2 separate regions of the Homo sapiens genome follow, and region 1 is linked to region 2. A link is a loop called in an ENCODE intact Hi-C map of the cell type or tissue named here. Cell type or tissue: MCF 10A. All regions are shown on one strand.

What was found. Peaks named below come from ENCODE experiments on the same cell type or tissue, not always from the same donor. Only the 100,000 strongest peaks of a DNase experiment are listed, where the experiment ranks them.
Region 1: it touches region 2 in a loop (6-fold over the local background); 11 of 110 quality-filtered maps call a loop at or near these places.

Annotation. Positions count from the first base shown.
Region 1 is chr1:159,129,357-159,137,356 of GRCh38, forward strand. It overlaps a transcript of AIM2 not described here. Among named protein-coding and RNA genes, the nearest start is that of TRR-TCT4-1, 8.3 kb to the right of the region's middle. In MCF 10A, a CTCF peak has its summit at 3,121 (motif pointing right); a DNase peak (open chromatin) is centred at 3,135.
Region 2 is chr1:160,002,841-160,010,840 of GRCh38, forward strand. The region is part of intron 3 of LOC124904436 (a long non-coding RNA gene); the gene reads right to left. Among named protein-coding and RNA genes, the nearest start is that of PIGM, 25 kb to the right of the region's middle. In MCF 10A, CTCF peaks have their summits at 3,670 (motif pointing left) and 4,934 (motif pointing left); DNase peaks (open chromatin) are centred at 3,661 and 4,961.

The sequences.
Region 1 (8,000 bases), 870 kb before region 2:
CTAGAAAATTCATGATGCTAACTAAGCTGACAACTGCATTTGTACCTGCTCTATCCACCTTCTCTTCAGTTACAGTACTAAGGGTTGAGTCTACAGCCAGGTTGTGAACCCAACAATAGGACACTGTGGTTAATGGTGCAAGTCTCAAGCTAGATTGACTGGGTATCAATGCTGTCTCCACCACTTACTATGTGATGTTGGTTACTCAGAGTACCATTCTATGCCTCAGTTTCCTTATCTCAAAAAAACAGGATAACAATAAAAAGTACCTCTGTAGGAGAGGCTGTGTAGGAATTAAATGGAATCATGCCCTCAGAACAGTTACTGAATAAGAGGGGAACAACTTTCATTACTACTATTATCATTATCTCTGACTGCCTCCTCAAATACTAAACTATCTATTGATTACTCCTCTCTCTTGTTCCTTCAATGTTTGTCTTTATGAGATAACTTCCATGAGCATTTAAACATTCACTACCATTCCCTGTCAAACAAACCACTCCCTAAACCACACACTTCTCCCTCCAGCTCCCATCCCATCCACTAACTCCATTTCACAACAAATGTTTTAATTGTATACACTCCTTGCTTCTCCTTCCTCACTTCTCACTCACTTGGGAACTCACTAATGTCCACTTCTGTCACTCCACTGAAGCTTCCCTTGACAACCCATGTATTACCAAATCCTAAAGGAAACGTCGGCCCTTATCAGCAACATTTGACACTATGGCTCGTGCACCCTTTTTTAAAAGCATCTGTTCATTGATTCTGGCCCCAGCCCTCCTAGTTTTCTTCCTGCCTATCTGGCCAGTCTCATTTGCTCGCTTCTACCTCCTCTGATGATTCCTTAAATGATGGGTTCCTCAGGGCTTCTTCTTAGCCATTCTTCTTTTCTTATTTTACCTTCTATGAGATATTGACCACTCCCAAGACATCAATTTACTCACAACAGACTGATCATTCCTAACTTGTATTTCTGACCTAGATTTCTCTTCACAGTTCCAGGCTCATATATCTAGCTGCCCATTAGACATATCTACTGGTACATATTTGACACCTCAAATTCAACATGTCTAAAGTGGAAATACTCATCTTCCCTGGCCTTTTTGAGAATCTACTTCCACTACCTATCCCCTTTCTCATTAAAAGGCACTTCCATTCACTCATTTGCTCAAGCCAGAAAGCCGGGAATCATCCTGGGCTCTCCTTTTCCCTTTGCCTCTTACAGCTGATTTCCACTGAGTCTTATTCATTTGATATATTAAATGACCCTCAGTTTTATCCTCTTCTCTCTCTTTCTCTCCACTTCTCTAATACAAGCCAACACCATATCACATATACCCTCAAACTGTCTCCAACCTAGCTTCCCTTCAGTCTTTCTCCAAATTCTTCTGGAATAATCTTTTCAAACTGTATTCCAAACTATAAATCTAAGCCTGGTCACCACACACACACACACACACACACACACACACACACACACACACGCACGCACTCTTCAAATCTGTCATTGGCTGGTATTTTCTCTTAGGATAAAATCCTAACTCCTTAAGAAGGTTTATCAGTTCCTCCACAATCTGGCTCTCGGCATTAGATGTCAGTCTCACAGACTGCCTGGAGTGCTTTTTTTCTCTCCTTCCTTCACAGCTTAATGCCACTTCTTCCAGGAAGCCCTGATGATCCTCCAGCTTCCAGATGTTCCATGGTGTTCTCTGTACTTCCCCTAAGAGTGAACCCTCCATAATGTGTTGGGATGACCTAATCAATGTCTGTCTTCCACACTCCAGAGCAAGCAGTTTAAGACCCAGAACCATGCCTGTCTTATTCCCAATGCATCTCCAGTGCCTCTCAAAGTTCCGGACCCACAGCAGGCACTTCATAAAGACTGGATGAGTAGATGAACTAATGCTATTTTCCTTGGGGAATGATTCGGTACACTTTATACTGTGTTTCTCTAAATTCTGTGTGTATCATGACTGAATTTGTGCATATATATATGTATATGTATACATATGTGTGTGTATACATATATAATGATCATAATTAAGAGTTTTTGAATTACAGGAGAAGTAATTAGAATAATTTATCTCTGAACTTTGTCATACAGTACATTTGAAGGAAAGAAATTATTTAATGAAAATCTAGAAATTGGGAGCAGTTTAGTAGCGTGATGCAAGGATCTTAGAGGAAAAGTTTTAAAGGACACTATACTCAGGTTAAGACAAGACTATTTAAAAAAATAATTTGTAGCAGATTAGATTCCTTAGAGATCAGCTTGGAAACTATGAAGACATATTCATTTCAGTTGGAGAACCTAGAGGAGAATAACTTGGGATAGAAAGTGGGCGGACAACAAAATCCAAATTTTAGGAGACTGTTCAATAATACTGCTCAATCTACACAGTTGGATCATCTGTACTTTAAACACCTTTAACAGATAATCTATTTCTTATTAATGGTATTTCAGATAAAAGTCTGAAATTTTATTTCTCTTCTTGAATATATAGATCATGGATGAGATTTACAGACAACACATGCATTTAAACAGGCAAGACGTGGTATTTCACCAAAAGACCAAAATCAAGTCGGGAAAGAACGTATTTTAATGTTCCTGCTTTGACCCCAAAATACAGAAAATAAAATAGTATCTGAAAAACATGAAACTCAAACTTCATGGGGGCAAATGCTGTGTGTGCAAAATCACTGACTTGCCAGGCGTGGTGGCTCACGCCTGTAATCCCAGCACTTTGGGAGGCTGAGTCAGGTGGATCAACTGAAGTCAGGAGTTCAAGACCATCCTGGCCAACATGGTGAAACTCCATCTCTACTAGAAATACCAAAAAAAAAAAAAAAAAAAAGAAAATAGCTGGGAGTGGTGGCGGGTACCTGTAATCCCAGCTACTCAGGAGGCTGAGGCAGGATAATCACTTGAACCCGGGAGGCGGAGGTTGTAGTCAGTGGAGATTGCAGTGAGCGGAGATTGCGCCATCGTACTCCAGCCTGGACAACAAGAACAAAACTCTGTCTCAAAGAAAAAAAAATGACTTTACCAAGAAAAAAGATATTTTATTTAGAGTTTGCATTGGAAAAGCTGGCTGGTGACATTGTGCAAGCCTCCCAGCAGGTGGCGCCCTGAACCAATGAATGTGAAAAAGAACGGACTCAGACACACCCACATTTCAAGAATTAAAATCATCTCTTTTGCGATATATATATTCTGACCATACATTCAGTAGATTGTGGAATCCATATACCCTTGCCCTCTGTACAACACACATATACACATGCGTGTGGACACATTCCTCCACCAGAGAATAGAGTAACACCCTGTATTATGACGGCAAACATTGGCGAGCTGGACATACAAATTAAATAGACACCTATTAATATATGTATGTGAATTGCATCTGTTTATAAGAGGCAGTCCAGTACCTCCAAATGGGTCCTTAACACCGCCTAGTAAATATTCTGCATTTCTCTGCTATATTATTATCATCCTCTCACTCTCCACAGTAACTAATCCAAATTTCTCTGTTGTTTTCAAACATCCAACACCTTCTCTTTTTCTCAGTTATTCTCTGTTCAAGACATGGCTACTTACTTTAAAAGAAGAAGGATAGCCACTGTCATCAGATGGAATTTCCTCATCTTCCAGATATCAACATGCAAATCTTCATCTAAACATCTACCTTCTTTCCTTCCAAGGGTCACGGAGGAGCTGGCCCTCCAGCTACCCACTGCTAATGCCTTCTCTGGCACTCTGATCCCCTATCACATTCCCAAAAACCTTGGCTTCTATTTATGTACTTGCTCTTGTTCTCTCTCTCTCTCTCTCTTTCTCTCTCTCTTAATGATTTCCTTCCCAATAGCTTTCACAGAAACTCAAGTATCTCCCACTAAAAAAACAATTAAGATGTGTGGAACTACAGATACAAGTTTGGTCACGAGTTGATCACTGTTGAAACTGAGTGGTGGGTAAATGAGGATTCATAATGCTATTCTCTCTCATTTTATTTATGTTGGAGAGTTACCATAACGAAAAGTTTTAAAGTAAGGGAAAAAAAGATATTTTTGTTTGACTCCTCATAGCTTCCTCACCACCCTCTCTTCATGTCTTCATGCCCACACTTCTAAAAGTTGCCTATATGCATTCTTTGTTTCCTTACCTCCCACTCCCTCTGCAACTCCCTCCATCTGCTTTTTTTACCTAACACTCCAGAGAAATTAAAACAGCTATCACCCTTGACTTCCATGTCACATAATCTAGTGGATACATTTTAGTTATCATCACTACTGACTTCTCAGCAGCATAGGATACTCAAACAAGTTTCTTCTTATATACTTCTTTCCCTGGGCTTCAGAAATTATAATATTCTGCTTTTTCTTCTACCTCTCCCCACTACTTCTCCGACTCCTCTTACTCTGTTATTAAATGCTGAAGTTCCTCTTAGCTCATTCTTAGGCCCTTTCTCTTCTCACCCTGTACTTTTTCCTATGTGATCTTATTCATACTCTTGGCATTAAATTCCACCAACATGCATATGACTTCCAAAATTAAATCAGCAGTTCAGACCTGACCTGACTCTCACCTTCATACGTGTGTGACATCTCCTCTACTATATCTCAAAAGCACCTCAAAATTAGAAGCTCCAAACTGAACTCACCATTTTCTCCCCCAAACTTGGCCTTCTTCAAGTGTTTCTGATCTTAGCGAATGGTGTGCAAACCAGAAATCTTAGAGCCTTTCTTGTCAACTCTTTCCCCTTTGTACCATTTCTAATCCATCAACAAATCCTGCATGTTTTAGCTCATAAATACTTCTAAAACCCTTTTTCTTCTATATCTACCATTACCACCACCAGCACCATTATCACCCCCTTAATCCTGGCTAATATTGCTTTTCACAACAACCTCTGGTGGTAACTTCTAATTTAGCTCAAGCATCTATCCTGGCAGCCTTCCACTCTGTCCTCTGAGCAGCAGCTGGAGTAATCTTTCCAAAATGCAAATCCAATCATGTTATTCTTTGGCTTAAAATCTTTCAGTGGTTTTCCATTGTTTTTAGGATAAGGAGAGAAAAAGCTTACAGGGAATACAAGGCCCTTTGGGGCCTTGTCTCTCCAATTTCACTTCATGCGGCCTTCTCCCTCACTCTCTATTGTGAAACCAAACTCGCTTTACAGTCCTTCATCCGGCCGAGTGCGGTGGCTCACACCTGTAATCCCATCACTTTGGGAGGCGGAGGCGGGTGGATTACCTGAGGTCAGGAGTTCAAGACCAGCCTGGACAACAGGGTGAAACCCGGTCTCTACTAAAAATACAAAAATTAGCTGGGCATGGTGGCAGATGCCTGTAATCCCAGTTACTCGGGAGGCTGAGGCAGGAGAATCACTTGAGCCCGAGAGGCGGAGGTTGCAGTGAGCTGAGATCGCGACATTGCACTCCAGCCTGGGAAACGGGGCAAGACTCTGTTGAAAAAAAGAAAGAAAGAAAAAAAGCCCTTCATGCACGGCATTCTCCCTCCCTCTACAAAAGCTTCATTTATGCTGTCTCTTTATAGAAAGCCCTTTCCTTCATTCTTTGCCTAGTTATTTCCTTATCTTTCAGATTCAAGTCAAGAGACACTTCCTGGGGGAAGCTGTCCTTGATCTTCCTGAAGAGGTCAACTCTCCCAGCCACAGAACTTCTTTGCTCCATGGATCTCTCCTTCATTTACCATTGCAGCTTTACATGTTTTTCTGTGATCACCTCTGTCTCATTTGTTCATCATTGTACCTCGCTCAGTTCTTAGCACACAGCAGGTACTATAAGCATTTGTTGAGTGAGTAAATGAATTAATGATTATTATTCATTCAACTCTGTCAGTTTTCCCTCTATTTAACCTGTCTCTAGATTACTTTCACCTTCATCTCTGAGTGGATAATCAGGGACTACCCCTCATTTTTAATATTAATATAGTTCTGTGCTTTTATAATTTATGCATGCCAGGATCCCATATGTGGGGCATGCCAGGCATCACTTTTACTCTAATATTTGGAGCCAGATTATTATTTTTGTATTTTAAAAATGCAGACATAATGAAATAGAACCCTAAATCTAGAATGTAGCATAAAGTCTACGACTTCAGAGAAATGCTGTGCTTAGTACAGGCCACTTGAGGCCCGGCTTCCTGAACCTGGAAGTAAGCCATCACTCTCCTCAGCCATTAGAGACATGCTTAAGCACAAACCTTAAAAAGCACCGTTAGAAGTTTATACATAATAGAAAATTTTTTTAAGTTTCATGCTCCCTCAAAATAATATAACTTGTTCTAAGCAGTCGGATATTTTGGATGGTACCATTTCCTTATTTAAAAGTGGTCTATAGATGTAGCAAAGGAAGACAAGTTATCAGCAATTGTTAGTGATTGCCAGAAGATGCTCCCTTCAGATTCAGGACTGAGCTGGGTCCACAGCAAGGAATTCACCCAGAAAAAGATTTGTCCTGGAATACAACAGCCAAGCCCTCGTCTCCTGTCTCTTCCCAGCTCCCCAGGCATTTGTTTTTAGTCTAATTCCATCTCTGTAGACACCAACCTGCCTTCTCAAAATAGACACACTCGCCCTCATCCCAGGCTTTAAAGCCCGGCATTGCCCCACGCAGAGAAGTCCTAACACGACCCTTTCCACGGGGACTAGAATCTGAGGATTGTTGTAGGACTTCTCTGCTCGTAGCCCTAGAGAAAAATCTAGGCCTTTTACAGTGATCACTATGGGCAGAACGTACTCTTGGAGGGTAACTACTATTTAAAATACATTATGCATGTCTTGACTTCCACTAGGACTCCGCTTGAAGAAGAAGATGGTTAGAAACATGGGCCACAGATAAAATCTCTCAAGTCCTCACGCACAGCCTCCAAGAAACTAGCTTGATCCATACAATCTGAAGGTTTAGAAAGAATAACTACAAACAAGGAGGTTAGCATTTGTGTTTGCACCTCCTATGTATCTACCTCGACAATTTTACAGCTTACCCTATTTAATTCTAGGTATTAGTTAGATCATTTACTAGATGAGAAAATCAAGGGACTTAGACTTAGTGCATGTCTACATTCATACAAGTAAATAGCGAGACCTCAGATTCAGACTCAGATCTGTGTCATTACCATGAAGTTGCTGCTTCTACTATGCTCATGGTTATCAACTTCCCTTATCATAATACGCCATTTCTCACCATTCATTCTCTCAAAAGAATCATCACTGAACAATATTACCACCATGGAAGCAAAGAGATCCAACTAACTTCCAAGGAGCACATAGTTCAAAGATATTCTATTCCATTATAATTTATAGCAAGTACTAAGGACATAAACACTGCAATCATGTTTTCTGGGATAAGGTCTATTTGCTACAGCTTTACATATAAGCAAAATGAACATTTTTACCATTAGGTAATAACTATTGTAATGACAATAAATAAAAATAACTAGTTTAAAAATAAGTGATCTCGGCCAGGTAAGCTCTCCAGAGATGATAAATCACTTTTGTAGGTGGACTGTTACAAAACCCTCCACCTCTGGTGGTACAGCACTACGGCTTGGGAATCACCGTGCCACAGCTTGCTGCTTCTAAAGGCTTTGGGCCCAGGAGACCTCTAAACCTGCCTACATATCTGACTCTATTCTCTACCTGTCTATTCTATCTCTGTCTGTTCTCTACCAACAGATAAAATTTGCCTTTTAACATAGAAACCAGAACCTCCACTCAAACTCATCAGTGGTGCTCACTAACATTTAGAAAAGCCTCACCTCCAAGCCTTATGTCAGTGATTGCCAGTGGCACTAGAATTGCCCCTCAGAAGTGGTTTGAAAATTTGATGGAATAGTTTTTGTTGTTATAATGATTGGGGGCCACGGTTAGCTGTAGAGAGGAAGAGCATGCTGGACTTAAGAGTCCCAGAATGTGTAAGGGCATCTCTCACAAAGAGGAATTGACCCATGATGTATACTCCTGAATGACCTA
Region 2 (8,000 bases):
TAGCTTGGACTACAGGCATATACCACTACTCTTGGCTTTTTTTTCTATTTTTTGTAGGATGGGGTTTTGCCATGTTGGTCAGACTGGTCTTGAACTTCTGAGCTCAAGCAATCTGCCCACCTCAGCCTCCCAAAATGCTGGGATTACAGGCATGCGCCACTGCACCCAGGCTTGAAGGGTGTTTTTGGATGAGATTAGCATTTAAATCAATACACTTTGGGTAAGGCAGGGTGACCTCCATAATGTGGGTGCATCTCATCCAATCAGTTGAAGGCCTCAATCGAATAAAAAGACTGGCTATCCTGAGCGAGAGGGAATTCTCCAAAAGACAGCCTTCATACTGGAGCTGGAACCTTGGCTTTCCTGGGTCTCCAGGTGCTGGCCTTCAGAATAGAACTATATTGTAGATTTGGACTTGCCAGTCTCCATAGTCATGAGAGCCATTTCCTTATCATAAATTTCTCTCCCTATATCTACATATGTGTATACACACACACACACACACACACTCACACATCCTCTTTGTTCTGTTTCTCTGGAGAACCCTGCCTAATGGGTACCTACTAGGAGCTCTTATAACATTGTGTTTGTCCTCATCATAGCATGAGTCTTTGCTTATAGGCTCTAAATTTCATGGTTGCATGATTAGTGCCTGTTTTTCCCCTCACTCTTATATCCCAAATGCCTAGCTCTGTTCCTGGCTTACCAAGCAGGCTGTTGGTAAATATGCATTTAATACATAATACATCAGGATAAACCTTGCACTCATGGAGCTCAGTGTAGTGGGAAAAGACGGCAAGTTATTGGGCCCTTTTAGTGCACGATGACAGAGGCCTTTACTGCAAGCACAGTAACCACATGCCACAACAATGAGGCTCCTGACCCAAGGTATGGGGCAGGAATAGGCCACAAAAGTCTCTCTGAAGGAGGTAACACCTGACCTGTACCTTAAAGAACAAGCAGGAGTTGACCACAAGGCATAGGGAAGGGAAGTGTGCTGGGAAGGGAAGGAGGAGCAGCCTGTGCAGAGGCGAAAGGCTCCACCCTGGGCAAATCGCCTCAACCAGAACCCAGCAGGGGCACCTTCCTAGAACAAGACCTGGACCAGCTCTCTCATCTCCTTGGGGCTGGAGGCGCAAGAGCAGGAGGAGTTGGGAAGCTCCTCCCATCCTTGCACCCCACCACCCACTCACCACCATGCACCTGGGAGCCACAAGCCTGTAATCTGCACTGACTGCCAGTGATCTTAGGTTCTTATCATTTCCTACTCATAATTGCCTTCTAACAGGCCTCCTTGCTTCCAGCTCTCATCTCCCCACCTCTCCCAGACTCAATCTTTGTATAATTCAAGTCTGGTCTTGTCTCTCCCCTGAGGAAATCTTGCAGTTCCTCTCCAATCCTTCCTTTAGTAGGGGGATGCCTGGCTCTTGGTCATAACCAGAAGCCCTGCCTCTCTCCATTCTTCTTTCTTTCCATTCCCCATCCTGTCCCCTAAGCTCTTGCCTTTTCAAGGGCCGGCAGTCCTGAGTGCCTCTGGGTTTTGATGGCACCAGAGCTTTACATGTTCCTCCCTGACTTCCCACTTGGCCGATTCCTGTGTTCCCTTGGAATCCCACCTTCCCTGTCTTGAGGCCCACCCTGCCCCTGCACACACCTCTCCCAGCAGCTGTCCCCTTCCTGGGCAGGCCTTAGCCCAGCATTTGTCACTGCGTGCCAGTAGTCTTTTTTCTTTTTTTTTTTCTCTCCCAACAGACTTTGAGCTCCTTGAAGGCAGAGACCATATATTACTCATCTTTGTGTCCCCTGACCTGACTCCATAAGGACTAAAAGATGAAGCCATAAATCAGCATAGGAATGATAGAGTAACATCTCCCCTGCTGCCCCCCCAGAGTCAGCCAGTAAAGGGACCCACCCACCAGCCAGAGAGCAAGATCAGCATGGTGTCCTCAGGGCACAAGGCACCCCAGGAGTTAAATAACCAAAGCCATCACCTAATCCTAAGAGACTAACATGATGGATGCAGCCTGTTCGCCAAGAGGCAGGTAGGAGTGGTGTTGGCCCCAGAAAAGCCAGACCGTATCTGTACACATGCATCCCCATTATTCCCTCCGTTGAGAGGCACACCTGCCACCTCCATCCCCCCTCCACAGCCAAGGTCTCTCCAGGCTCACTGTTGGCCCCAGCTGTCAGGAGTGACTGTTAGACTTCTGCCCCTGCTCCACTGCTGCCCCTCTCTCTGGGGCTGGATGGGTGCATGGCACCAAAGCTCTTGAGGGCAGAGCCTCCCCAACCCCATCTTCCCATCCCACCCCATGAGTCTCACAGGTGTTTCACTGGATGGCAGGGGATGCTGGTCGACTGCCCAGTGCCACCAGATGGCCGTGTTCTAGCCTGCTTCACTTGCCCTCTCTCTTCCCAGAAGGAAGCCCTCAAAGACGCCAGGCCAAGGGTCCAGGCGCCATCCCTAAGCAACCAGGCAATCATATCTGGGAGTGCCAGAACACACTGTCACTGGAGAGAGAAAAGCCACAGACTGGAAACCTAGCTTTCTTCTCTTGCCTGTCAGAAAGTGTCCTCTGAGTTACCAGCAAGCCTGCTCTTTTCCCAGAGGGTGATCTCTTTTCTCCCCTCATGTTCAGGCAGAGATACCTGCTTGGAAGTCTCAGAGTTCCTCCAATGGTAACTTTCCAAGGAGGGAAAAGTCGACCCGCACTACTACTTAGCCTGAAACATAGCTCTCCCTAGGCCTAGATGGGGAGGAATCATGCAGCCTGCCCACCCTGTGTTTTCCAATCCAGACCTATGACATTTTATAGGCAGCAAGACATTTTACAGACTGCAAGCGAGGCGAATAAAACGGCCTGTTTTTGAAGATTTGGGAAGCAGGTAAAAGTCTAGGAGCTTGGCAGCTATGAGGTCAGAAAGGTCTTTGTACAAACAGTTTTGTAACTTAAAATAATTCCTACACTCCCAGGTCACCTCCCATATAGTCAGTCAGAGCCCAGGTGAGCTAAACCTTCACCCTACTCTCTGGGTTATCGTGTGTCCCAGGCCCGAGGCCGAGTTTGCCTTCAGCAACTCCCTCTTCCTCCAACTTTCTCCCTCATCCCCCTCTCCCCTTACAGTAAACTTAGGACTCCACATTTTTTGGAAGTGTAGCTCAGGTCACATTATAATTTTCATGGGCCTTAGCTACTCTGGCCTTAGAGAGCCTCACCTCCATAATTTTTTTTTTTTTTTTTTTTTTTTTTTGTGACAGGATCTCGCTCTGTCACCCAGGCTGGAGTGCATTGGTGCCATCATAGCTCACTGCAGCCTTGAACTCCTGTGCTCAAGCAATTCTCCTGCCTCAGCCTCCCATGTATCTGGGATTACAGGTGCCTGCCATCACACCTGGCTAATTTTTTTTTTTAATTTTTAATTTTTATTTTTGTAGAGATGGAGTCTGGCTGTTTCCCAGGCAAAATGTAATGTAAGCTGGATTCCTTATTATATTCATTATTCTTATATTTATTTTTTCTTTGTATTTCAAAAGAACTTAAAATTAAAACATTTTCATGGGTACCAGTAAGTATCATGGCCCCAGATGGTGTGCCTCCTGAATGGGTAGTTGGCCCAGATGTAACTCACAGCACCCCACCTGCTCAGAAGATGCACAAACCTGCCTGCGCCCTCTGTCGGCAGCAGCAGTAGAGGCCTTCAACCTCTACTTCAAAGTGTAGACCCACAACACTTTGAATTATTCTTTCAGCTAACAATTTATCAGAGCAACCGACATCATAAGGTCAAGTATTCATGAATTCCCACTCCATTAAAGCCTTCACTTAGCAGCCTATACATGTATTCGGTGAATATGAATGTTCCCAATGAAAATATTTGCCTAATAAATGAATCGACTAAATCAAAACATTAAAACTGTGTGGTTGAAAAGTTATGAAAACATCCATATTTAATTATTAAATTATATTTTAACTACATCAATCAAATCATTACTTAAACACATCATTTGCTGAAATTTTGCACACTTATTCTAGAATACTTTTATAAACAGAAAAAAATAAAGATAAAAGTTTCAAATAAACTGGATTATTTAGCCTGCTAAATTACAAAGTGAAGGGTTATTTTGTATTTCATCAGTTTGATAAATTTGAATAGGGACATATCACATTTCCCCAAGTGGGGAGGGACACACCTGTAAAAGATTTAGAACAGGCATGTCTTGTTTTACATAAATACTTGTATTATGAAATTGTAAAACATAATCAGAGAACCAAATAACTTGGCCTCTTAAGTCCCATTTTTAAAATGGAAACTTGGACTAGTTAGTACTTTCCAAGCATTTTTAGTTATAAAAATGCCTTCGTAAAGTGAAATGGTCATAGTTAATAATGACAGTTAATCTTTGTGTTTTCACATATCGTCTCATTTCATCCTTACAACACCATATGATCAGTGTCATTATGTTACAGCTGAGGGAAGTGGGGCTAGACGAGGTTAAATAACATACTCAAGATCAGACAGCTAATGAATGAACCAGAACTCAGACCCAGTTGTGTTGAACTTCAAATCTCATGCCCTTCAATCCCTCAGACTCCTCTCTATGAAGTGGAAGGGGAGGTTTTGCCAATTGAATAGAAGTTAGGGGCTCCTCACAGCCCCACTAACTCCACTTCTCATCCAGGGAACTCAACTTGAAAAACATCCCTTTTTTCCTATCAAAAAAGATTTCAAGTAAGAGTTTTGCCTTTATAGCAGGTCGAATAACTCTTGATTTGATAAAACTTTTATCAAGCTTAAGATACAATTTTTAAAATTCTCATAGTTCTTTTGTGTCTCCCAAACAGATCCAGTGATTCCCAGAAGTCTGCAGACCCCACCCCAATTAAGAAATTCAAGCAAATTTCAGACAGGTGGCCACATGCACAATAATATGGCATATAGTGACATCTATTGGTCAATTGTGATATTGCATCCAACTTCCTTTCACAGGAAATTTAACAGGAGCTGGTTGATGTGGAATTATACTAGTCTCAGGTATAAATCAAAATAAGAAAAATTCCTTTCATACAGAGAAAGCAGAAGGGAGATCTTGGAATCTCCATGTTCAGTTAAAGGTCTGAGTCCTAGTCCTGATTTTACCATAAATAACTTGGTATAGACTTGGTTAAGTCACTTGGTCTCAGGAGCCTCATCTTCAATCAAACAGGGTCACGCCCTCTCAGAGGCCCTCAAAACACTAAAGGACACCCTCAGGGCCCTCTAGGAAAGGCAGAGTCAAGTGAGTGTGGCTACTGTCTTCACTCCCACATCTAGGCACATCTATTATTATCTTTTCATAAGCGAATTTTCTTCTTAAAAGTTTCAAAAATATTCTGTTTCTACTATTCGGACCTGGTCAGCCCATGTCAACATTTACTGTACCCCGCACATTTTAGGGTCCTGTACTAAATCTATTCTTGTTTAGTTTTGTTTTGTTTTACAGACAGGGTCTCACTCTGTCGCCCAGGCTGGAGTGCAATGGCACGATCACAGCTCATTGCAGCCTCAAACTCCTGGGCTCAAGCAATCTTCCCACTTTGACCTCCCAAGTAGCTAGGATTACAGGCATGAGCCACCAGGTCAGTCCGATGTACTGAATCTTTGTAATCTACAAAAATAGGAATCTAGCTCCCTTCCCTTTAAGAACTTACAATTTAGTTGTGGAATAAAACAAACACATCATCTACTCATTCTTTAACTAAGCATTTTTGTCAAATCAATTGGAAGATTTTCTTCCATGAGATCATATCTCTGATTTTATAAAACAAGTCAATGAGAGAGAGAAAATTCTTTTTATAGTCAATCTTGCTGGAAGGCATCTTTACCATAAAATAAATGTTTCAGGAGTCTCTTGGGAAGAATTCATGATGCAGTTGAGATCCACTGTCATCACTATGTAACAGTGTTCCTTCTCATGGGAATTGGATGAGATTAAGAGACTTTGTGAATATTCTCTGTTGTGCTTAAGCAAAGTTTATAAGGCTCTTGGTGTCCCAACCAAGAATACAGGCTTTGTATAGGCAAGAAGGGGAGGCATAAGATATCTGTAAATTTCCCACTAAAAGCTCATCTTCACTTAGAAACCAAATTGTTTGATTATTAAGCATTTCTATTCAAGAATAGAGAGAAATTTACTCCTCAATGATCCAAATAAGGTAATAATGTCATAAATAATGATTGATTAAGCACTTACTCTAGCCCTGAAACTCTCCTAACAGTTTTACCTCATTTAATTTTCACATCTCTAAAAAGTACATTCTATTTTTATCATCATTTTAGAGAAGAGGAAACTGAGGCACAGAGTTATAAAATAACTGAGGAAGTTATGATTAGCTAACTCCACTGATCCAGATTGCCTGCCCTTGCGAAAGTTGTAAAAGGAGGTCATAACAGTACCCCTCCCCCACAGGCTACCGGTTACCCCCAAGGACTTTGCTGTAGGCACAGCCTGCACCCAGCTCTGGGCTCAGGGACTTTCTGGACAATTGCACAAGGTCAGGAGTGGCATGGGCAATGCCTGAATAATTGCCCAGCCTTTTATGTTAGAAAAAAAAGAAAAGAAAAAGAAAGTGAAGTTCTTTAGGCCTGTCTCTGTCTCATAGCACTCTGCATAATCTGTCTTATTGTGGTCAAAATGCAATATGTACACTACTTTAGAAGCTTATCAAATCAGAGATGTTCTCTTGCTCAGGTTGGGCCCGACTGAATGATATCGGGGCAAAGTGATGAGAGTTTCAAGACTCCAACAGACATAAAAGAATAAAAGAGTTATTTCATTGTCCCATTTTTCCTCTACCCTAGAAAGTCCAAGAAACACTTGATTGTAATGTGTACAGTTTCCAGATTTTGACCGAAGATAAAGTTATTTTCAAATATCTGAGAAATCTAAGACCACGTTCCCTACCCTACCTTCCCCCTGTCCTCAAGTTAAAGACCCATGGACCACAGCCAAGCCCCTGGGCAAAGCTGGATAACTCTCAAAGGGGAAGTATTCTGACCTTTCAATTATATTCCCGAGAATGAGGATGATAAGCTTGAGTCCCCCAATCATAACTCACTGCCATCTTAGACCTGCTGAATGGACAGGTCTGCTCTGACAGATAGATTATGAGGCACGCAAAGAACAAAGAACCTTTCTCTGAGGAATTTCATAATCACTGTGTCTTTTCTTCTCCTTCCTTTAACATGTGTAATTTATCTTCTCTTGGAAAGGTGCATATAAATTTTAATGCAATTTGCTTAAGAACAATTAACAAAGTCACAATTTGAGAATCCTATTTGTTTCCCAGGAGAAAGGGAAACATCTGAACTGCATGCTGAGTACTAAGGAGACTTCAGGCCCTTAAAGAGGAATTTAACTAGAAGGTATCCCTGATTTGTCAGGCCCTTAAGACAATAAAACATATCTGTGTGATCATAAGACAGCCCCATCCTTCAACACTGACTAAAAAGCCTTAGGTGACATTGAACAAGCAGGCACATATCTCAGGACTTCAAGATTAGAGAGATGGAGCCCTCCATCTCTAGTCAAATAAAACACTAGTCACAGAATTTCTGTAAAGGAAGAGTATTAAGGACATTGTCCAATCTCCAGTTCTACGTACTTTCCCCTTCCACAATGTGTTTGGCAAATGGTCAGACTCCCTTTCTATTGTCCAGAGGCTAGGAGGAAAAGATTATCTTATTCCACATTAGAAACAAATGCTTATCCCCCAGGTGGCTATAAATCCCAGGTGGCATTCAGGTAGTTTCCCTTGTAACCTGCTGATGCAGCTGAAATTTTCTCAAGTATGGATTGGAAAAAAGAAGCTGCCTATCCATCTCTACCCTCCTTGCTAGGCTCTGGGAGGCATGCTGAATGCACAAAAGGCCCACTTTTCAACTTGAGAGTCAATACAAGTGGAATAGCCAGTGTTTCCAATTCAGCATGACAATCTGAGTCAATGCATTTAACACTCTCC